3 separate regions of the Homo sapiens genome follow, and all the other regions are linked to region 2. Evidence: chromatin loops called from intact Hi-C (ENCODE). Cell type or tissue: dorsolateral prefrontal cortex. All regions are shown on one strand.

What was found. Hi-C counts contacts between places; a loop is a spot of excess contacts. Peaks named below come from ENCODE experiments on the same cell type or tissue, not always from the same donor. Only the 100,000 strongest peaks of a DNase experiment are listed, where the experiment ranks them.
Region 1: it touches region 2 in a loop (6-fold over the local background); 3 of 110 quality-filtered maps call a loop at or near these places.
Region 3: it touches region 2 in a loop (2.1-fold over the local background); 2 of 110 quality-filtered maps call a loop at or near these places.

What each region holds. Positions count from the first base shown.
Region 1 is chr5:7,884,593-7,887,092 of GRCh38, forward strand. It overlaps MTRR (5-methyltetrahydrofolate-homocysteine methyltransferase reductase), which reads left to right. Exons shown (of 15, transcript NM_002454.3): 7 at 1,109-1,262; 8 at 2,023-2,111. Among named protein-coding and RNA genes, the nearest start is that of MTRR, 17 kb to the left of the region's middle. In dorsolateral prefrontal cortex, a CTCF peak has its summit at 969; a DNase peak (open chromatin) is centred at 470; H3K27ac peaks cover 2,500 bases.
Region 2 is chr5:8,841,755-8,844,254 of GRCh38, forward strand. All of the region lies in intron 1 of LINC02199 (long intergenic non-protein coding RNA 2199), which reads left to right. It overlaps LOC101929307 (a long non-coding RNA gene), which reads right to left. Exons shown (of 3, transcript XR_007058687.1): 1 at 1,964-2,500. Among named protein-coding and RNA genes, the nearest start is that of LINC02199, 3.3 kb to the left of the region's middle. In dorsolateral prefrontal cortex, a CTCF peak has its summit at 1,377; DNase peaks (open chromatin) are centred at 1,367 and 2,277; H3K4me3 peaks cover 618 bases; H3K27ac peaks cover 2,500 bases.
Region 3 is chr5:9,195,591-9,198,090 of GRCh38, forward strand. It overlaps SEMA5A (semaphorin 5A), which reads right to left. Exons shown (of 23, transcript NM_003966.3): 10 at 1,578-1,713. Among named protein-coding and RNA genes, the nearest start is that of MIR4636, 140 kb to the left of the region's middle. RefSeq lists enhancers at 1,146-1,646, 1,647-2,147. In dorsolateral prefrontal cortex, no CTCF peak of the experiment used is centred here; a DNase peak (open chromatin) is centred at 1,369.

The DNA.
Region 1 (2,500 bases), 960 kb before region 2:
CCAACTGTATATAGAAACATTTACGTACAGTTTTAGTCTGAGATGTGCCTCGATGCACCCCCTCCATGGGCCCCCTTCCTACCCTCCACACCCTGCTGGAATCCATTGACCTTAGGTTAAGAAACTGACTGATAATCCTAAAATAAGTGTTTGAGTACCTCTTCAAAGTCATTTAGCTCAACCGTTTATTTTATGAAAGTCTTGAGAGGTTAAGTGGGTTATTCTTTCAGAAAAGCAAGGGCACATTAAGGCTGTTGGTGTAGATTTAATCAAACTTCCTAACAGAAAAAAATACAATGTGTCAAAACTAGATGGTTTTGCATCCATAAATATTAATACTATGTACACCAAAATATTTTTTATTCTGGTATTTTACATTTTTGTCATAAAGAGGCAAGGGTTGGTCTGTGCTTAGTCCAGTCTCTCTCCCTTGCTGGCAAGAAATGTGAGCTTGTGTCATTGTGAGAGGCTCCTCCCCAGAGCCCTGGCCTGCATCTGTATCACTCTGGGGCTTAGAGGCAATGGGCCTAGTAATAGACTTGACTTGGGAAGTGGTGACTTTTTCAGCCCATGTTTGCTCACAACCAGTATCGAGCCAGATAGTGTAATGTTTTATACTTAAGGAAATAAAGTACCCTTTCCTGTCCCCTAAAGGAAAAGAGTAAAGTAAGGAGAAGAAAATTGAAAACCAATGCATTTGACCATAATTAGTTTCTTTTGGTCATAATGTATGTTTTCGTGTGTGTGTGCATGTATGTTTTTGTAAGAGGGATTTTTATATTTACATGGGTTATTGAAAACACCATAGGACCTTACTTTGTAGAGAACAAGGAAGGTCTGACTTCCATTCTTTAAGTATGATAAAAGGCAAAACACTGGGTAACTACCAGATTTCGTTTTAATAGTAACTGCTAATAATGAAAGTATGTTTATTTGGTTAGTTGGGCTTATTTTTTAAAACAATTGTGTGTTTTTTTTTTTGAAATTCTATTTTCTGAGTTCACATATTAAAATCATAATATTGAAAACTATATTTTTGTTACCCTACAGCTTAAACTATGTAACACGTATAATGTATTTTTTTTTTTTCATTTTGGCTCTTCTCTAGAATACAGACTTTTCCTATCAGCCTGGAGATGCCTTCAGCGTGATCTGCCCTAACAGTGATTCTGAGGTACAAAGCCTACTCCAAAGACTGCAGCTTGAAGATAAAAGAGAGCACTGCGTCCTTTTGAAAATAAAGGCAGACACAAAGAAGAAAGGTAACAGCCCTGATGCTGTGACGTTGGGGTGTTGTGGGCCAGTGGACTGGAGCTGATGGTGAGAGTGTGGCTCTAAGGTTCAGGGTCCTGTGTGTTGGCCGCACAGATGCCTGGGGCTCAGCTGCGCATCAAGGTCTGGGAACACAGGCATACGCTGGTATTGGTAGTTTCTTAACTTTCATGTTAATTGCACTGAATAAGAAGATAATGGATGTTCTAATTATTGGACATTTGTGGACATGAAAACTGAGTGTAAATGTAGTTTTTGAGAAGCATTGGCCTAGGTTATTTTTAAAAATTCTTTTCCTATTATGTTTACTTCTCATAGTATGTTTGTTTTTGCTCATTTATTATATAAAATAATTGCTTTTTCCATAATTAAGAGAAGTTATTTATTTTTCAAAATATAAATATATTATTTACTTAGAATCTTGAAGTAGTCCTAAATTGATTTTTTGAGAAGAATAATGCTAATGGAGTACTGCTGTCTTTTTAGCTTTCATTTCCTTAATTTTAAATAATTTTCCTTTCTTTTATTTGGCCTATCTTGAATTTATAGTCTTCTTATGTTTTTGTAAGGTGGAGTTTTTTACTGTATTCATTTTGGGGAATTTTTTTGGCTGAATAAACATTGCCACAAGTCATGTTGCACTTTGATGCGCTGTAAAGTACTACAGTAATTGTGTTTTGGGGAGTGTGTAAAACATTTTATTCTTCATCTTCTATGTCATGAACCCCTTTCCCGTCTTTACCTGAAAAGGAGCTACCTTACCCCAGCATATACCTGCGGGATGTTCTCTCCAGTTCATTTTTACCTGGTGTCTTGAAATCCGAGCAATTCCTAAAAAGGTATTTTTTTCTGTCTTCTTCAGGTAACTATTTTAAAATATGCTTAGCTTTATTTAGGATTGATTAAACAAATTTAGAATATGCCCTTTGCAGTCTTAAAAAATGTGATCTTGATAGCATGTTTTTAATATTAGTTCCCAAGGGTGTGTGCTATCATCGTAACTATCATCTATGAATCTTTTTATGTTGTATTTGCATTTAAATTTTTGTTTTCTATTGAAATGAGGGCTTAAATAGGGCTTTTTCTTAGTCTAAATAGGGCTTTTTCTTTGTCTTACTTTTACTAGTTATTAACTACGTAGCACATTCCACAGTGATGGAGGTGACTGCAGTTGACCTTGTGTTACCCAGCTACACATTGCTGCTCCTTCTTTAATTGGTGACAGAAA
Region 2 (2,500 bases):
TTCCTCATCCAGGGCATGGAGCACCTGAGTAGGATGGAACATTTGGGAAAAACCCCACCTCAGTCCCAGGCCCGGCAGCCTGAGGAGATCTAAGGCTGGCTGGGCATTCGAGCTGTAAGAGCAGGGAGTGTTTACTGCACCCAGGAGAGGTGATCAGGACACAATTTCACTATTTCTGGTTGTTTTAGAATCAGGTTCCTTTGTCTCCTTATTTTACCTCAGTTACATTTTCCAAGATCCTAGGACTCACAGAAGGATGCAGTCGGTGGGGGCAGAGTGCTGTACCAGGGCCTCCAGACATGGTTTCTAGACACTGGCTCATGTGATGGCACCAGGGCCCCCAGCCATGGTTTCTAGACATTTGGTCATACCATGGCCTTGGTTGATGACCCCATCCATCGGATTTCATCCTCCTCAAAACGAAACAGAAGGTTTAGCCCAGCAGATCTCTGGAGTCTGTGATTTTCAGATGAGAGCCCAATTGATGGTGAAGCATAACAAGAGTACGGTTGATTTCATTCCTTCAGCATTCACTTATTCCATGTGTGTGTAAAGCCTGATCTGTGTTGGAGAGCTCAGCATGCAGACATGACGTGATGGAGCTGTGGCTCTACAGTTACCCCTCACCATAGTAAACAGATGCACAATTACTTTTGATTATGTTCGTGTAATAAAGGTAGTTAAAGTTCAACATTTATCAGAAAAACATATGAGCTCTGACAGTTCATAATTTGACATCATTTAGAACCATGGCCATAAAAGAGTCTGCAGGCACAAAGCCCGTGTCAAAAGAAGAAGGAAAGTGATCAGGTGTCTCTTACTACAGGTCCTTTGCTTATGACTTCCAGAGATTCAGTATAATTGTGCATCAGATAAACGGGCTAGAATAAAGACTCATAACTTCTTTGTCACACTTTTGACAGCTTATTAAGCTCTAAGACAATTATGGTATTTAATTCATTGATTAGGATATGTAAATTATACCCCCAAACCTGAGCCTTTAATAGAAGCATGACAAATACCGCTGTCACTTGCCATATCACATTTTATGTGAGGTGCACAGTCAGAAAAACTGAGGTTACAGGAGTTTAGTTCATCTTCTCAAATTCCCCCAGTTGCTGATTGGTGTCTTTGAATGTCATGCTCTGGTTTTTCTGGCTGAAATATTGGTCTTTTGTTAAAACAAAGGACATCAGCTCCAGTGCGGCTCGTGCACAGGACATGTTATGTCCGGGTGAGCATCGGACCTCCCACTGATGGTCGGCCCCAGCAGCATAGCATCTTGAGATGAACCCCACCAGCTCCCTCACGGCAGCTGCTCCAGCAGCTGATGTTCAGTTTCCTCACTGTCCAGCTCTGCCCTGTGCTGCCTCTGCTGCCCTCTGGCTTGCAAGTTTCTCTCTGCTAGTCTATTTCCTGTCTGTTCTACTGGAGGCATCACCTGCTATCTGCACAGAGTGAACATGGGGTGACTGTCACTTGATTCCATAAGCAAATGTGGAGGGAGAGACCTCACTTGACAAAGAATATCCATACTCAGCTATTATTAGATCATCATGGAGAGAATCAGAAGTCAAGGGTAATTGTAAGTGTCCCAAAAGGTCAAGTTTGAGAACCACAGTCTTGCAATAAACAGGGAGGAGCCCTGAACAGATCAGCATTTGTTGTGCTTAATTTGCCTGAGGCAGCTGGTATGATGAAGTGTCCTGGAGGCTGAGGCTTGAGCAGAGCTCTCACCCCATTCACTCCAGAGGGGAAAGGCAGGCGAGGTGGGGGAAAGGCAGGCAAGATGGGGGAAAGACTGGGACTGCGCCTCCTGTGCCTGCTGTTGGGGCGCAGCAGAGTCCTGAAGGCATGGCTCCTCATTCCCAGTTGAGAACCCCTTTGGCCTCCCTGGGACCCTGTTCCTGGCTTTTCGTTCCATCAGTTGGAATGAGAATGTTTATCAAAGAATGGTACTCACGTGGCTTTCAGATGTCCTTGAAGAAAAGCTGCTTTCTCCATTGTATTTATTGCAAGAGCAGGATCACTTGAAACTTAAAGCTGAAGACTGACACGAGACTAAATTGCACAAGCCATTTCATTCCCAAGTGTCCCAGCAAATACACATGTCAAGTGATGTGAGCAGCTGTGTGTGTAGAGCTGACGCACGTCCTCTCCAACCCTTAGTGCTCCTGTGTGCTAATGAAGGATGCTGAACGCAATCATTATGGTAATGAGGAGGTGGACAGTGCAACCTCCCCTTCCCTCTGTGTTCAACAGCTTCCCACAGGGCAGGCCCCACACGTGCTGAGGCTGAGACCCAAGACTGGTGACTCAGCAGAGCAGACGAGCGTGTGTGTGTGTGTGTATGGATAGTGTCTTTTTGTCACAGAGAGAGGTTGGATATGTGTGTTTCAGATTTCTAGTGCATGTTTGTGATCCTGTGTGACTGTCAGTGTACTTTTGTGAGTGTTTTGTGAGAGTGAGGCCATGTTTGGTGAAAGAATGTGTGACTGTG
Region 3 (2,500 bases), 350 kb after region 2:
GAAATATGCAATAAAGATGCATAATAGATAGATGTGTGATAAAAATGCACATAATTTGCTCAAGGAAAGCAGCACATGGAAAGATGACATGTAAGCCAGCCATCTTATTTTTAATCTCATGCTCCTTCAAAAGCTTAAAGACAACAACAAACACAAAACTCTTTCAAAACAATCATAATTGAATGGTCCTTGCAAAAATCAAAGTAAAGTATAAAATCACTGAACCTTTCCATACTCCCAGTTTTGGGAGTCCCAGATACAGGACCCACTTCTACCACTGATTAATAATAGTAACTAATGGCCATTTAGTTGGAATAGGCTAGGATTTTGCATCTGAGGACCGAGGTTGGAATCCTCACTTGGCTACTTATCAGCTGTGTGGCCCTGGCCAGGTGATCTGCCCCAGGCCCACTGTCTTTCCCTGCACATGGAGAAGGCATTACCCACCATAGCACTGCCACCAGTGTGCAAGCTGATCTATCTGAAGCATCTAGCACAGGGTCTGGGACTTGCTGGTGCTAAAAATGACAGCTGTGATAATGATGATGATGATCTTAAGAAAGCTGTCAGAAGGCCCTCCAGGGAAGCCTGCTGCTATGGACCCAATGTCTGTAAGCCACCCAAATTCCTACCCTCCAGTGTGGCTGTATATGGAGATGGGGTCTTAATGGTAGTAAATGAGGGTAAGTGAGGTCATAAGGGTGGGGCCCTGGTCCAGTGGAGCTGGTGCCCTTACAAAACAGGAAGAGATACCCCAAAGGTGTCTCTCCACCATGTGAAAATGCAGCAAGATGTCCACCTGCAAGCCAGGAAGAGAGAGCCCTCACCTGAAAATGGCCCTGCTCACGCTTTTGTCTTGAAGGTCTAGCTTCTAAAACTGTAAGAAAATAAATGCCTCTTTTTTAAGCTACCCAGTCGGTGGTGTTTTCTTACGGTAGTCCAAACTGACTAATACACCTGCCAACTCACCAAACATGAGTAAATTGCTTCATCTCTTTGGGTCCCAGCTTCTTCTGAACACTGGGAGATGGATGACTCACAAAGCCCTGGAAGCTTGAACCTCCTGCAGTTTTGTGATAACAGATGAAGGGCCTCCACCTCCTCTTCTTTCCTCAGCTGCCTGCATCACATTCTGTCCTTCCCAACAGGGAATCCCACCACATTTGCCAATTAGCGCTCTAATCCTGTTTGTGTGTCTCTGCTGCTCTGTGCCCTGGACCCCATTCATTAGAATGTCATTCATTAGGGATCAGAGATTCTGAGGACACAGAGCCCAGCATCATTAGTACTAATTGAAGCCTGGATTCCTAACCTGCTGCAGAATGCTGGCCTTTTTCCGCCCAGTCTCAGGCATCACAGCTGACAAAAGGCCCTTTCTGGGTCCAGGCGCCACAGTTCACAAAAGGCCTTGGTCTATTGACATTAGCCAGCAGAGTATGGGGCTGTCCATGAGGGGCCAGGGAGACAGCTGCATGGTGCATGCACCCGCGGTTTAAATTACCCTTGCCTGTCTACACAAGGCTTCTGCATTCTTCATGGGGGATGCCAACAGTGCCCCTTTGCCCCCCGAAAATTACCTGGAAGTGGGGGTTTGGGTTGGGATACGGTAGCCAGGCCGAGCGCGAGTTTTCTTGGTACTTGAAGGGCCCAGAGAAGGCCTGCGCGATGGCGCTCAGGTTGAAGACGCACACAGCTGAGGCCGCAATGCTGTTCCTGGGAGCGGAGGGAGAGAGAGAAGGCAGTCAGAGAGCTCGGCAGCACCTGCTGACCTCCCCCTATGGACTGGGCAGCAGCTGTGACCTACAGCTTCCAGAGGTCTCAAGACCACAGTCTCTTAAAGATCCCAAAAGGATGAAGTCAGAGCGTGAATGGGGCTCCCCTGTGGAGGAACAAACATCTTGGTACAGAAACCAGGCTAGTTAGCATTTAACACCTTGTAATCCTGTCAGCCAGGATTAATTCACTCAGTTGCAACAGGGGCAAGAGGGAATTTGAAGAGCTAGCTATCTGCTTCACCTTTCAAATTCTGGAATAAAAAGACTTCCTTCTCCAACGGATGGCGTCTCTCATCAGCCTCATGCAGTTCCCTTCCTGACCTGTTTATCTGGTCACTTTGCCCAGCAGCAGGGAAAGCTGTTTGTGTGTGTGTGTGTGTGTGTGTGTGTGTGTGTGTGTGTGTGTGTGTGTGTGTGTGTTTTAACCCAGATATTTGTTTTATTTGTCATCCTTTAAAAAAATCAACTCAAAGTATTTTATAAAAAGTGACTGTCTGACTCTTCATATTTTCTTTTAATGTAAAGTAGATTTTAAATTCAAAGGGTCAAAGAGAAAAATTTGACATAGCACTGACATATGAAATCCTGAAGCCATAATTTAGAATTCAGGCTCTGAGAGAAAGTCATAAATGGGAGCCCTCAGAAGGTCAGTGCCCTCTGACTAAGTATGGAAACAGCAACATTATTTGGTTAAGTAAATTTGCATTTTGAGCTCAGTCCGGGTT